2 separate regions of the Homo sapiens genome follow, and region 2 is linked to region 1. The links are chromatin loops, found by intact Hi-C in ENCODE. Cell type or tissue: PC-3. All regions are shown on one strand. Links, peaks and the distances in the headings refer to the core of each region. The heading gives the core; the rest is flanking DNA.

The links. Peaks named below come from ENCODE experiments on the same cell type or tissue, not always from the same donor. Only the 100,000 strongest peaks of a DNase experiment are listed, where the experiment ranks them.
Region 2: it touches region 1 in a loop (5-fold over the local background); 6 of 110 quality-filtered maps call a loop at or near these places.

What each region holds. Positions count from the first base shown.
Region 1 is chr4:122,894,678-122,903,027 of GRCh38, forward strand. FGF2 (fibroblast growth factor 2) reads left to right here. Exons shown (of 3, transcript NM_001361665.2): 3 at 1-3,559. It overlaps NUDT6 (nudix hydrolase 6), which reads right to left. Exons shown (of 5, transcript NM_007083.5): 4 at 2,947-3,001. Among named protein-coding and RNA genes, the nearest start is that of NUDT6, 24 kb to the right of the region's middle. In PC-3, for the core only: no CTCF peak of the experiment used is centred there; a DNase peak (open chromatin) is centred at 3,924; H3K27ac peaks cover 4,253 bases.
Region 2 is chr4:122,753,360-122,761,709 of GRCh38, forward strand. No RefSeq gene overlaps it. Among named protein-coding and RNA genes, the nearest start is that of BBS12, 25 kb to the left of the region's middle. In PC-3, for the core only: CTCF peaks have their summits at 4,785 (motif pointing right), 4,987 and 6,779; no DNase peak of the experiment used is centred there.

The sequences.
Region 1 (8,350 bases), core at 160-8,159:
ACTAGTCTTAAATTGTATAAAATATCCCCTAACATGTTTAAATGTCCATTTTTATTCATTATGCTTTGAAAAATAATTATGGGGAAATACATGTTTGTTATTAAATTTATTATTAAAGATAGTAGCACTAGTCTTAAATTTGATATAACATCTCCTAACTTGTTTAAATGTCCATTTTTATTCTTTATGTTTGAAAATAAATTATGGGGATCCTATTTAGCTCTTAGTACCACTAATCAAAAGTTCGGCATGTAGCTCATGATCTATGCTGTTTCTATGTCGTGGAAGCACTGGATGGGGGTAGTGAGCAAATCTGCCCTGCTCAGCAGTCACCATAGCAGCTGACTGAAAATCAGCACTGCCTGAGTAGTTTTGATCAGTTTAACTTGAATCACTAACTGACTGAAAATTGAATGGGCAAATAAGTGCTTTTGTCTCCAGAGTATGCGGGAGACCCTTCCACCTCAAGATGGATATTTCTTCCCCAAGGATTTCAAGATGAATTGAAATTTTTAATCAAGATAGTGTGCTTTATTCTGTTGTATTTTTTATTATTTTAATATACTGTAAGCCAAACTGAAATAACATTTGCTGTTTTATAGGTTTGAAGAACATAGGAAAAACTAAGAGGTTTTGTTTTTATTTTTGCTGATGAAGAGATATGTTTAAATATGTTGTATTGTTTTGTTTAGTTACAGGACAATAATGAAATGGAGTTTATATTTGTTATTTCTATTTTGTTATATTTAATAATAGAATTAGATTGAAATAAAATATAATGGGAAATAATCTGCAGAATGTGGGTTTTCCTGGTGTTTCCCTCTGACTCTAGTGCACTGATGATCTCTGATAAGGCTCAGCTGCTTTATAGTTCTCTGGCTAATGCAGCAGATACTCTTCCTGCCAGTGGTAATACGATTTTTTAAGAAGGCAGTTTGTCAATTTTAATCTTGTGGATACCTTTATACTCTTAGGGTATTATTTTATACAAAAGCCTTGAGGATTGCATTCTATTTTCTATATGACCCTCTTGATATTTAAAAAACACTATGGATAACAATTCTTCATTTACCTAGTATTATGAAAGAATGAAGGAGTTCAAACAAATGTGTTTCCCAGTTAACTAGGGTTTACTGTTTGAGCCAATATAAATGTTTAACTGTTTGTGATGGCAGTATTCCTAAAGTACATTGCATGTTTTCCTAAATACAGAGTTTAAATAATTTCAGTAATTCTTAGATGATTCAGCTTCATCATTAAGAATATCTTTTGTTTTATGTTGAGTTAGAAATGCCTTCATATAGACATAGTCTTTCAGACCTCTACTGTCAGTTTTCATTTCTAGCTGCTTTCAGGGTTTTATGAATTTTCAGGCAAAGCTTTAATTTACACTAAGCTTAGGAAGTATGGCTAATGCCAACGGCAGTTTTTTTCTTCTTAATTCCACATGACTGAGGCATATATGATCTCTGGGTAGGTGAGTTGTTGTGACAACCACAAGCACTTTTTTTTTTTTTAAAGAAAAAAAGGTAGTGAATTTTTAATCATCTGGACTTTAAGAAGGATTCTGGAGTATACTTAGGCCTGAAATTATATATATTTGGCTTGGAAATGTGTTTTTCTTCAATTACATCTACAAGTAAGTACAGCTGAAATTCAGAGGACCCATAAGAGTTCACATGAAAAAAATCAATTTATTTGAAAAGGCAAGATGCAGGAGAGAGGAAGCCTTGCAAACCTGCAGACTGCTTTTTGCCCAATATAGATTGGGTAAGGCTGCAAAACATAAGCTTAATTAGCTCACATGCTCTGCTCTCACGTGGCACCAGTGGATAGTGTGAGAGAATTAGGCTGTAGAACAAATGGCCTTCTCTTTCAGCATTCACACCACTACAAAATCATCTTTTATATCAACAGAAGAATAAGCATAAACTAAGCAAAAGGTCAATAAGTACCTGAAACCAAGATTGGCTAGAGATATATCTTAATGCAATCCATTTTCTGATGGATTGTTACGAGTTGGCTATATAATGTATGTATGGTATTTTGATTTGTGTAAAAGTTTTAAAAATCAAGCTTTAAGTACATGGACATTTTTAAATAAAATATTTAAAGACAATTTAGAAAATTGCCTTAATATCATTGTTGGCTAAATAGAATAGGGGACATGCATATTAAGGAAAAGGTCATGGAGAAATAATATTGGTATCAAACAAATACATTGATTTGTCATGATACACATTGAATTTGATCCAATAGTTTAAGGAATAGGTAGGAAAATTTGGTTTCTATTTTTCGATTTCCTGTAAATCAGTGACATAAATAATTCTTAGCTTATTTTATATTTCCTTGTCTTAAATACTGAGCTCAGTAAGTTGTGTTAGGGGATTATTTCTCAGTTGAGACTTTCTTATATGACATTTTACTATGTTTTGACTACCTGACTATTAAAAATAAATAGTAGATACAATTTTCATAAAGTGAAGAATTATATAATCACTGCTTTATAACTGACTTTATTATATTTATTTCAAAGTTCATTTAAAGGCTACTATTCATCCTCTGTGATGGAATGGTCAGGAATTTGTTTTCTCATAGTTTAATTCCAACAACAATATTAGTCGTATCCAAAATAACCTTTAATGCTAAACTTTACTGATGTATATCCAAAGCTTCTCATTTTCAGACAGATTAATCCAGAAGCAGTCATAAACAGAAGAATAGGTGGTATGTTCCTAATGATATTATTTCTACTAATGGAATAAACTGTAATATTAGAAATTATGCTGCTAATTATATCAGCTCTGAGGTAATTTCTGAAATGTTCAGACTCAGTCGGAACAAATTGGAAAATTTAAATTTTTATTCTTAGCTATAAAGCAAGAAAGTAAACACATTAATTTCCTCAACATTTTTAAGCCAATTAAAAATATAAAAGATACACACCAATATCTTCTTCAGGCTCTGACAGGCCTCCTGGAAACTTCCACATATTTTTCAACTGCAGTATAAAGTCAGAAAATAAAGTTAACATAACTTTCACTAACACACACATATGTAGATTTCACAAAATCCACCTATAATTGGTCAAAGTGGTTGAGAATATATTTTTTAGTAATTGCATGCAAAATTTTTCTAGCTTCCATCCTTTCTCCCTCGTTTCTTCTTTTTTTGGGGGAGCTGGTAACTGATGAAATCTTTTCCCACCTTTTCTCTTCAGGAAATATAAGTGGTTTTGTTTGGTTAACGTGATACATTCTGTATGAATGAAACATTGGAGGGAAACATCTACTGAATTTCTGTAATTTAAAATATTTTGCTGCTAGTTAACTATGAACAGATAGAAGAATCTTACAGATGCTGCTATAAATAAGTAGAAAATATAAATTTCATCACTAAAATATGCTATTTTAAAATCTATTTCCTATATTGTATTTCTAATCAGATGTATTACTCTTATTATTTCTATTGTATGTGTTAATGATTTTATGTAAAAATGTAATTGCTTTTCATGAGTAGTATGAATAAAATTGATTAGTTTGTGTTTTCTTGTCTCCCATTTCTTTGTGTCTTCTTGTCTATGAATTCTTTTTTCTTTTTTTTTGTTGGGGAGGGGCAGGTGGAAAGATCTGATCTTGGAATAGGGATAAATATAGAAAAATGGATTAAAAACAATTATGAGATGACATGGACAATATTCTTATGGCTGACATGATTACTTTTCTTCCTGTTAGAGTTCTATCTATCCATCACGTGATAAAAGAAAAGAATGAGAAATTATAACATACTCATAAGGGAGCTGTACCTTTGGCTAGTACCCTATATTCTTCATTCATAAAATAAGTTATGGTCCTTTTACTGGTTTGCTTTGTGACACACTCATTTCCTGGATGAATGCTTCTTAAAAGAATGTGTCATTTCTCAACTATGCTAGGTTGGAGACCAGTGGCATGGTTCCCAGAGTTTCCATAGACTGTTGATTATGTGGGTACAGAATTCAGGCTTTCAGTGTCTGGGCTAGGCTTGACATTAATTTATAAAGGATATTATGCTTTACTTTATTAATGTAGAAATATATCTGTAAATATACCTCTATATCAATGCACTGTCTTCTAGATTCCATTTGGAAATATTCCCAGAAGGTTTATTTCTCCAGAAACTATGCAGTCTTTGTCTTGACAAGATGTTGAACTTTACCACCATAAATTCCATTTACTTTTTGAGACAGGGTCTCATTCTGCTGGCCAGCCTGGAGTGCAGTGGCACCATCAGAGCTCACTGCAGTCTTGACCTGCCTGGGCTCAGGTGATCCTCCCACCTCAGCCTCCTGAATAGTTGGGACTACAGGTGTGCACCACCACACCTAATTTTTTTTTTTTTTTTAGAGATGAGATTTCACCGTGTTGCCCAGGCTGGTCTTGAACTCCTGAGGTTCAGGCTATCCTCCCACCTGGGCTTCCCAAAGTGCTGGGGTTACAGGTGTGAGCTACCATAACCAGCCTGCAAGTTCTGTTTCTAACAAAAGAAAAGTTATAATGGAGCAGACCAATGTTTCCTAAAAACAATAAAAGTCAACTTTAAAAATCTTTGACCATAAATGATTAGAGATTGTTAATTAAATCTGGAGATGAACTTATTAGAAGGGGGAAAATGCTAGACATAAGGATTGAAAACAGCTCACACAAATTTGATTTTGACTATTTCATAAACCTTTTATATGGAAATATTAGGTATATGTTTATGCTGGTAAGTATTTTGTGACATTTTATGGCACCACTTAGGTTTTTAAAATGCTTACTTCTCCCCTAAAAAAGTTTGAGCCTGAGTATAGTCTTAAGCAGTAGACAGTCCTAAGCTATGTGGTTTGTGAAAAATCTAGTTAATGTCCTAGATATGATCAGTAGTGAGATGAGCATGTCTTCCCACTTTTTTTTCTTTATATCAAACAATTCCCATTAGCTGTGTTTGGCAATATAACAACAACATTAAAATACTAATGCTGGGCACAGTGCCTCACATCTGTAATCCCAGCACTTTGGGAGACTGAGATGGGAAGATCACTTGAGCCTTGGAGTTCAAGGCTGCAGTGAGTTATTGTGCCACCGCACTCCAGCCTGGGCAACAGAGTGAGACCCCAGACGCTATGCCAGGTCTGACCCACAGTCTCTGACTGAATGACGGATGAAAAAATGCACTCAGGCACAGATCACAGATATCCAATGAAAGAGCAGGCTGGGGACTGGGCCACTCATAGAAAGAGTTGCAGTAGCCACGGCCCTGACAAGCCAGTGCTGCGGGCATTTACTCAGTACAGATTTAATGACAAAGGCCTTGAGTCAACACAGTTGTGGGTAATTAACATGGTCATGCACCCCCGCCACCCCCCCCCCGGCCCCCACCACCACTGCCCCAGAGAGATTAGTCCTGTGCGCCAACGGTTAACTTACCTAGATCAGGTTCTTTACATCCCCATGTTACCTAAACTAAGCTTTCAGGCACCAGGTAAGAGAATCTGGCTGCCTTCATCCAAATCCTTTTCCGAAGCTTTTGTAAACCTTCCAGCCTTCCAAGAAGGTTTGCATCTTTCTACAATTTTTGCCACCACCCTGACCAATCTCCTACACTATGCTAAATATTTGTATAAGAATTATGCACATTTAAACTTCCTTTTTTTCCTTCGGAAATCCTTTTCCGAAGCTTTTGTAAACCTTCCAGCCTTCCAAGAAGGTTTGCATCTTTCTACAATTTTTCCCACCACCCTGACCAATCTCCTATGCTATGCTAAATATTTGTATAAGAATTATGCACATTTAAACTTCACAATACTCCCATGAGAGGCTATAATTTGTTCCCACTTTAGAGGTGATGAAACACTTGACTGGGGTCACACATCTAGTATGTGATAAACTCAGTGTTAAAATCCAGGCAGGCTGGTTCTAACCATCTTTTAAGAAATTGTAAAAGTCGATTTGATATTTTCTCACTAATCCTTAGTGACTGTCCACTGCTTTTTCATATACCTTTTAATCTCTTCCTGGGACCTAATTGGAACATTCTATGTAAATCCAATTAGATTCTGTGTCTTAGACTTACACTTTTCCAGGGCTCACGAATGTGGACTACAGTTTAGTGCCAAATGTCTTTGTATCTATCTGTTGCTTGTGATTTCCCCATCTAGAATGTTCTGATTGGCATGGAATTTATTTCTTAGCTAGTGATCTTTTATTATTCTTTCTTTCCAGTATATTGTTTTATGGCAAAAAAATTACTGAGGATTGGTTTTGAAAATGTAGCCTATGAGATTATGTTTTCATCTTTGTTCTCCCTTCCTATAAAAGAAGATGATATCTCTATGCCTCAAGTGTAAAATTCCATGATCCTTTTTTTTCCTAATCTCAAAAAAGGAACTTTCCACTCTCTTGTGAAACAAGTATTCTAAAATGCTCTTGTGCTTAGCTGCTTTGTTGGGTGCTACTCAACATTCACATATATGACCCCTCCCTGCTTTGAGTTGGTGAGGTCTAGTTCCTTTAAGCATATCTGATTTTCACATACTACAAAAGGTATAGTAACCTTTTAACTTATAAAAATATGTGATTTTAACCATATTAAAGCATATCTGATTTTCACATACTACAAAAGGTATAGTATCCTTTTAACTTATAAAAATATGTGATTTTAAACCATATTTAGATTAGTTCCATCATATTTTGGAATGGTGAATGGTATGACAATTTTCCTATACATTTGCCAATTACAAGTCTGATGTTCTTTGTGTGTGTGTAGCAGTAAATGGAAAACAGAAGACAGTGTGGATGATGTAAGGGTGGTCTCATTTATCACTCTGCAATCCTTCCTTCCCCACTGTTAGAAATTGCTAGCCCAAGAAATAATCATTTTGGCTACTAAGAAAGGGTAAATTTTCTGATGCATTTTTTAGAGATATTAACAGAATGTAAGATACTTTCTCTGTTAAAGCATGTTCAAGTTTAAAACCACTATTTCTTTGAAAACTTATCCTGAAGATAAACTCGTTTATTTGAGGGTTTCTAGAATGGGTGAAAGGAATGATTCATTTTCTGATTCTTTTTCTGTTTTCCCCGTTCCACAGACATCTGCTTTCCTAAGCAGAGGATTCATTTTAAGACCTTCCCTAGGCATGGCTACTGAAATCCTAACCAGAAGTTTGTATAAACACAACCCTTAAAAGACTACTAATTTCTTTCAGCCATATCTCCAGAACTCAGAGCAAGGGCACAGACCTGCTAGCCTTTTCCCTTTGGTTCTCATATATATGTGACCCTCTTGTTCTGTCTTTACTCCAACTTGGTCAGATGCCAGAAATTTGGTTATCTTTTATTTTTCATTGTTCTAGTCTTTAATAATCCTATCGCCTTTTATAATTCAGACCTACTGTATTTAGATAAATCTCATTAGATACAATATTATCACTGTTACCAATGAGACAGAAGCTACCACAGAGTGTCTCATAAGTTTGTTCATTCATTCAATAGAAATTTATTGCTTGTTAGGTGTTGGGCATACAGAAGTTAATGTATATGGCAAGCATAAAGAAGTTAATGTATATTGGGCATACCGAACATAATGTACATGGCAAACCCAGTCATTCTTTTTATCTTGGCACCATGTGTTTTTCTTAATAACACTTATCTCCACCTTACATAACATTTATTCATTTTATTATTTGTATCTTACACATTTGAATGTAAGCTCCATATGTAGAAACTTTGCTTAACTCCATATGTGGAAACTATACATCTGTTCACTGATGTATACCTAGTGCTTAGTGCACCATGTATTTTTCTTAATAACACATCTCCACCTTATATAATATTCATTCGTTTTATTATTTGTATCTTATGCATTTGAATGTAAGCTCCCTATGCAGAAACTTTACTTTGTTCACTGATGTGTACCTAGTGCTTAGAACAGTGTATACAGCAGAGTATGTATAAGAACTCAGTAATATTCAGTGAATGAATTAATGGGTCCCTACCCTTAACTCTTGAACACCCAGTTTATGGGTTTAAGTCACTGTTAGGTCCTTTATTACCTAAAATATTGGGGTAGGGATGAAGGACTGGAATATGTGTGTAGGGAAAGAGAAAGGACATGTGAATGTCAATTTAGATATGTGTTTGAATTTGTGCATATGCTCGTGTTGAGGGTTAAATTTTCCTCTGCAAAAAACACTTGACATTAATGCCTGGGGAGAGTGAGGTACATAAAGAAAGGAGAGCAACTGGCTTGGATATCTGAAAAGAATGCCAATTAGTTGTTTATAATAAGTAAATAAGTATATATAATCTACATCTAATTTATTAAACAT
Region 2 (8,350 bases), core at 291-8,290, 140 kb before region 1:
GCGGTGGTTACTGGGTACAAAAAAAATAGAAAGAATGAATAAGACATACTATTTGGTTACACAACAGGGTGACTATTCAGTAATAATTGTATATATTAAAATAACTAAAAGTGTAATTGGATTGTTTGTAACACAAAGGATAAATGCTTGAGGGAATGGATACCCCATTCTCCATGATGTGATTATCTCACATTACATGCCTGTATCAAAACATTTCATGTACCCCACAAATATATATACCTACTATGTACCCACAAAAGTTAAAAAGAAAGAAAAGGAAAAAAGATTAAAACGACTATCTTGGTCCTTTTGTGCTGCAATAACAGAATACCACAGACTGGGGGATTATAAAGAACAGAAATTTATTGTCTCACATTTCCGTCAGCTGGGAAGTCCAAGATCAAGGTGTCAGCGTCTTGTACAGACCTTCTTACTGTATCTTCTTCACATGGTGGAAGAGCAAGAGATAGCAAACCCACTCCAGCAAGGTTGTTTTATGACAGCATTAATTAACACCTCTCAACACTGTTGCATTGGGGATTAAAATTTCAACACATGAATTTTGGGAGAGGACAAAAACATTCAAACCATAGCGCACCGACCAAATATTCTAACAGACAATGAAAACGCAACAGAAACTCACCAGAAAAAAATGCAGCCACACAGCTGATGACAATTAATATTTGTAAATGAGTTAAATCATCTAGATTGATGTTTTTGAAAGAATAGCACATTAGAAATATCAGATATTAGAAGATATCAGAAGATATCAGAAATTAGATGGCAAACAACAGGTTATGAAATGGGAACTCACACAACTCAAAAGAATTGTGGGGGAATGTTGCCAAGAAACACTTTGGACTAAATTACAAGAAATATAGGAATAAATAGACTCCACATAAAACACAGTAATGGAGGTAAGTTTCAATCCCAGGAACACAGTAGAGGAATTTCCTCTGTCACAAACTCTCCTGAAATGCCATAACAGAGATCTGCATTATACCATTTATTGTTTAAAATGATTACTTAAATGTACAACCTTTCAAAGAACTACTTTCCTATGTTAAAGATGGACCATTCAAACATTAGAGCACCCTCTGGATTTCAAAGCCATGAAGTTTAGGTGCAGTTCTTGGCTCATGAGTTCATGCCATTGTTCTACTCTAAAAGGCTCAATTTAGTGAGGGAAAGGGAATGGTGGGTCAAAGGAGTCAAGGGTCCCACAGGGTGGCAGTGCTTAGACACTGGTGTCCCCTGGCAAGTTTCCTGTGATCATAGCTTTATCTGAATAGCAGAAGATAATCATCATCAGAACTAACTCATGTTAACCAGACTCACAGAGAAGATGCTAATTTCATATTTATATTTGTAATGTAACTACCCAAAAGATCAGAATACTCATATGAACCGAGCCAAGAATGTCCTCCCATGTAAGAAAGTCTCTCTGGGAAGCTAGGAATATTGTTTGTTGAGGCTGAAATTGAAGCCAAGTGAGTCCTCTGATAGAGCTACTAGTCAGACATGCTCTTCAGGAACACCATTAACCAGTAAGGCAAGATCTTTGCTCACGACGTCTGTTGTGTATTCTTTATTCAGAAATTAAGATAATTAAATACACACTGCGTTTTTAATCAATCATATTTCAGACTTGCCCTGTGGAGGCTGCAAACTGTGAACCCTGAAAATCTGAGACAGGTCTCAGTTAATTTAGAAAGTTTATTTTGCCAAGGTTGAGGAAGCACACCTGTGACACAGCTTCAGGAGGTCCTGATGACATGCGCCCAAGGTGGTAGGGACACAGCTTTGTTTTATACATTTTAGGGAGACATGAGACATCAGTCAATATGTATAAGATGTATATTGATTGGTTCAGTTCAGAAAGGTGAGACAACTCAAGGCAAAGGCGGGACAACAACTCAAAGTGAGGAGGGAGCTTCCAGGTCATAGGTAGATAAGAGAAAAACGGTTGCATTCTTTTGAGTTTCTGATTACATATAATTTATGTATCCTATTAGTTTAGTAGGACAGATGCATTTAATTTATAAATATAAATGCATGTATTGGGGCACATGATCAAAAAACCTGAAGACTTCTCCATGAGCAAATTCTGCATGTGGCAGAATATGAACTCTGCTTTGATAAAGTAATCTAGGAGCATATATTCAATAAAAAGTGAAAAACTGATTTTAATTAGCTCTACCGTCTATGAGTAAAAAAATTTAAAAAATGTAATGCATTCTAAAGAAATACTTTCAAAGCGTCAAAATACTTTTCAAAGGATTCTTTCTTTAAAAATCTAGTTTCTTTGTTATTTCTAAATGAGTTTTCACCCGTGGCCACTTAGTCATATATTATTGTGGAGCTTTTTAAACAGTTTAGATCTTTATTTAGACTAGAAAATGTATTCACAGTTTTAGATCGACTCTTGGGATAACAAAATTCACATTTTGCAAGCAGCAGCCATGCCAAATTGCCCATGCTATTTGTGGTTTACTTCTAGGCTCCTAGATCATGTTGTACAAGCTTTTACTTTGCATGTGACTTTATCCTCGACGAATTTTATTGCATGTGCTGGCACCTCCTTTCTTCCTAAGTACTTTTACATACTGAGTCAGGTCTCTTTTTTTTTTTTTGTCTTTAACTATGGATTGCCTTTTCCTCTTCACCTATTCACACTGTCATTGGAACACATTCATCCTTTAATTCTTTCCATTATTCTTCAAGAACATTTTTAGAGGAACTTCTTATTCTGTTATTTTCCCCACACGTCAAGGTTACCATTATTAATATTTGGGGGTATGGCTTTCCAAGGCTGCTTCTATGTGTGTAGATGTAGATGTGTTTTTTACAATCCAAAGTGGGGTCATACTAAACATGCGGCCATATAATCTACTTCTGTCAATTAATATATCAAGAAATTCCCCTAATATTATTAGAGTTTAGTAAAATAGTTTCAATGGTATCATATCATTCCAGCGCAATAACCTACTATAATTTATTCAACCAATATCCTATCAGACATTTAGGTCAATTCCAGCTTGGGAGCTATTACGGACAAGGGTATCATAAATAGATTCTAATGGAATCTTTCCTATTATTTGTGATTATTTCTTCTGGATAAATTCTTAGAAATGGATAACGGGTCAATAGGTAGCTAGGCATTTTTAAGCTTTTCTGATATATATGTATTTTTTGAGAGGTGTGAATTAATATTTTATTTTTATTTTTATTATTGTAGAGACACAGTCTTTCTCTGTTGCACCAGGCTAGAGTACAGTGGCATAGTCAACTCACTGCAGACTTGAACTTTCAGCCTCAAGCAATCCTCCCACATGAATTAATATTTAAATAGTCTGTCCATTAAGGAAATGATGAAAATTCCAGTTTCTTACAGGTTTGAATTTTAAAAACCACAAATTACCTTGTTTATGAAAGAATTATTTGATAATCTTCTTTGAGTTTTCAATGTTCACTCATGGGGGAAAAAAACATTTTCCTGAGATTCATGTATAATTCATTATTCTTATTTCCAAGTTAGATGCTCCCTGAGACCCCTGGGAACAAAACTGGGCAAACAGTAGATTTGTATAAGGAGTCCCAAAACGTGAAGGAAAAAGCCTAGGCTAGAAGCCAGCACCACCATTTACAGTTAGGTGGATTGTGCCCTTTGCGATATATTTTTGCCAAATTGTTCTCCAGAAGGCTCTGCAAATGAACGTGTCTTTTCCCCAACCCTTGTCAACACTGAATATTATCATTAACATTTTTTTGGACCAATTTGAGTAAAAATGCTATCTAATTTTAATTAAACTTTTTTTTGATTATTAGTAAGGGAGACAAAACAGTGACTTTTCTTTATTTTAAAAAAAAGATTTGGGCCGGGCGTAGTGGCTCACGCCTGTAATCCCAGCACTTTGGGAGGCTGAGGCGGGCAGATCACGAAGTCAAGAGATGGAGACCATCCTGGCCAACATGGTGAAACCCCGTCTCTACTAAAAATACAAAAATTAGCTGGGCGTGGTGGCGCGTGCCTGTAGTCCCAACTAGTCAGAAGGCTGAGGCAGGAGAATCGCTTGAACCCAGGGAGCTGGAGGTTGCAGTGAGCCGAGATCGTGCCACTGCACTCCAGCCTGGTGAAACAACGAGACTCCGTCTCAAAAAAAAAAAAAAAAAAAAAAAAAAAGACTTGTAAAATGTCTATTTTCTTTCCTTTGGTGTTAGATTTAGAAAGGTCTTCCCAATTCCAAGATTTTGTTACAATCTTCTATATAGACTTTTTAGTACTTTTGTTATCTTACCTTTCACATTGAAATATTTCATCTAACTGGAATTTGTTTTAGTAGGCAGAGGTTATGAGTTAAGACTGTAAATGAACTTTTTCTAAATGGTTATACACTTGTCCCAGCATCATTACAGAGCTTTCATTGCCCATCCAGATTTTTCTTAGCAGGGAGGAAGAATGCCAGCAGAAAAAGAGAAATTAGTTCTCAGTTGCTGAGAAACATTTTCATTTCTTTCTAATTATGGATTCATACTGTTCCACACTCTTATCATTTTTTTCTGCCACCCTAGTGCCATATATTACTGAAAAAATAATATAGTAGAAACTTGTTGCACTAAAAGTGCTGAGAATTACGCCACTATCTCTTTTTATAAAAATCTTCTTGTGTTATATTGACAGCTACTCTCAAAAGTGTTTTAAAACACACTTTCACCTCACTTCTTTAAAACTTTGAAGCTCTGAAAATCTAAAGATGTCTTCTTTCTTTTGACCTGTAGGTGGCAAACTTCTACTCCTATGCCCTTTGAAAATTTTGACCTGCCGCTTTAAAATCCACAAAATAAAAGATTATTGTAGTGTGGAGTAGCATAAATCTGTAAGTAAGGGATTAAAAGTAACAGGAACTCTTTGGGCAGTTTCTTTTTTATTACTGTATGTTTGGAGCTAGTCAGCATAGGCCAGGGTCAGAGTCCTGGCTCTGCTATTAACTAAAGGTGACTTGGGAAAGTGATTCATTTTCTCTTGGCCTGTTATGTCGCATGTAAATGACAAAGTTGAACAAGGTCACTCCTCTTATACTTTTTTACTCTAAATTCTATGATTCCTATTGCTAAATTATATCCCTGACAGATTTTGAGTGATAGTGAAACCCATTTGAAAGGGAGAAATATGACAAATAATGGCTCCTTAAAAGATTATAATGGTAAGGCCAGGCTTTACAATTTTATTATGGGCACAACAGTGTGGATGTATGTAATGCTACTGAACTACACACTTAAAAGTGTTTAAGATCATAAATGTTATAATAAATTTATGTAACAACAAAATTTACGTAATTATGTGGTAAAATATACATAACATAAAATTTATGTAATTTTAAGTAAATAAAATTTATTGTCAAAAATTTATTATACCATGTTTATAACACGGGGTAGGGCACAGTGGCTGACACCTGTAATCCCAGCTCTTTGGGAGGCCAAGGCGGGAGGATCACTTGAGCCCAAGAGTTTGAGACCAGCCTGGGCAATGTTGACAGACCCCATCTCTAGAAAAAATTTAAAAATTAGCCCAGTGTGGTAATGCACGCTTGTAGTCCCAGCTACTCAGGAGACTGAGGCAAGGGGATCGCTTAAGCCCAGGAAGGTGAGGCTGCAGTGAGCTGTGTTTGTGCCACTACATTCCAGTCTGGGCAACAGAAGACTATCTCAAAAAAAAAAAAAAAATGGGGGTTTCAAAAATTGGTCAGTTATTGATTCAAGCCATTATAATGACTTATTTTATTACAAACTGGAGTAGTACAATAGAGAATGAAATAACTTTTTCAATTATATCGAAACAAATTAACTTAGATCTATTGTCACTAGAGCCATATCAGTAAATTACAATGGGTTCAAAAATAGAACATAAAATATGAATCTACCAGAAACTAGACTATACAATGTAATACTCAAAGAAACCAGAATAACATATTTATCCCTTTTGTGGATGGCGAGATAAATTAGTGGCTATTTAAAAAATAGGTTATTAAATGCAAAATACATATTTCCATATTACAAGAATAAAAACACCATCAAATGACAGGAAGAACTAAATGTGACACACCATAAAAAGGTTACTATTTTATATATATAAATATGTTTCAGCTGGGCTCTCCCTGATCCCAGGTTATACCTGACCCAAACCTTATATCCAGTAACTCCCCTCCTCAAAATTTTATTGTGCCTCATTCTCTCTCTCTCTCTCTCTCTCTCACACACACACACCCCCACCCCACACCTTTTTACTTCTCTTTGTCGTCAGTGTTTTATTGCCACTTTTTTTGCCGTCATCACCCTTTATTTCCCTAATCTTAGTGACTATAACCAATCCACCTTTTGTATCAAGCACTTCTTGGGCTTTTTACTTTATTAAAAATGTTAGTAAGTTATAGAGGTGACAACTTTCAAAATGTGGAGTGGTGACCTTTTACTGTTTCCTCATTACACCCTCCTTTTTTGCTTTTATACCTTCTTTTCTTCTCTTCTCTTTCCCTTTTCCTTAATGAAAATAATCCCTAGTCTCAGGAGGAGCTGTTCTTATACTCACCCTCCACACAAACTGCCATTTTCCTAAAAAGCACAGCCCTTCCTAATTAACAGGCCTACTGGGTGTCTAATTTTATCTATAAGTTTGGCATTTAAATTCCATTTAATAACAAATAAAGAAAAACAATTTACACAAGAAATTTTGGGAAAATGCACGACTTTGCTCTATAGGAGCAGTATAGAGCAAAACACTTTACAGCAGCATTACATCCTAGTGAAAATACACAAAAGATAGAACTCAGTGTTAGTGGGCATGTGGAAAAGCATGCATTTATATACCTTGCTGGAAAAAATAAAAATTGGTTCAATTTTAAATTGTTCTTATACAAAAATGTTTATAATTCTTATACAAAAATGTTTATGGGCGTATTATTAAAAAATGAAAGCAACCCAAATAATCCACAATGGGAGACATTTAGACAAATAAGATATATTAATATGATTAAATGAGTACTGCATAGTATTTTTAATGTCAAATATGTATTTTACTTCAACACATAAAAATGTTTATTATACCTAATGCTAAATGACGAGTTAATGGGTGCAGCACACCAGCATGGCACATGTATACATATGTAACAAAGCTGCACGTTGTGCACATGTACCCTAAAACTTAAAGTATAATAATAATAAAATAAAAAATTTTTAAAAATGTTTATAAACAGTGATCAATTAAAACAGAACCCAAGATAATATTAACTTTATTACTATTTAAAAACAACAAAGATTACAACTCATAAGAATATAAATAATTTCAATTTCTGTTCAATTTGGAAAGTTGTTTCAAGTTTTTGAAATGACAATTCCAACTACTAGTCATAATTATTCTATCTAGTATTATATCTCTATGAAAACTAGGACCAATTGTTCAGCCTATTTGACTTGATTTTAATAGTTTAAGCCATTTCCAAAAGATTTTTTTCCTTCTAGAATTACCTTAACCAAAGTTTCCTACATACTAGAATTTATTTATTTATTTAGATAGTTAGTTAGTTATTTTCAGACAAAGTCTCACTCTTGTCCACCAGGCTGGAGTGCAATGGCACGATCTCGGCTCACTGCAACCTCCGCCTCCCAGGTTCAAGCGATTCTCCTGCCTCAGCCTCCCAAGTAGCTGGGATTACAGGTGCCTGCCACCACGGCTGGCTACTTTTTGTATTTTTAGTAGAGATGGGGGTTTCACCATGTTGTCCAGGCTGGTCTCGAACTCCTGACCTTAGGTGATCCACCCGCCTTGGCCTCCCAAAGTGCTGGGATTACAGGCGTGAGCCATCGCACCCAGCCCATACTAGATTTATTTTAAGTTACATTTTTCCTGTGCACTAACTGAATATAGGACTATATTAGATATCTTTAAAAGTTTATTCGTGTATGGCATTCTCAAAAATACCTGGCCAATACTGCTTAAAACAGTCAATGCCATCAAAAACAAGGAAATTATGAGAAATGGTCACAGCCAAGAGAAGCACAAGGAGATAGAAGGACTAAAGGTAATATATATGGTGCCCTGGATAGGATTGTGGAACAGAAAAGGAACATCAAGTGATAACTAAGAAAATCAGAATAAAGTATGGACTTTAGTTAAAATTATGTATCAATACTGGTTCATTAATTGTGACAAGTATACTATACTAATGTAAGATGTTAATAAGGGAAAATAGATGTGGGGTGCTATGGTCTAAATGTGCCCCCTAAAATTCATGTATTGGAACTGTATTCTCCAATGCAATGAGGTTGGGAGGTAGGCTCTAATGGGAGGTGTTTG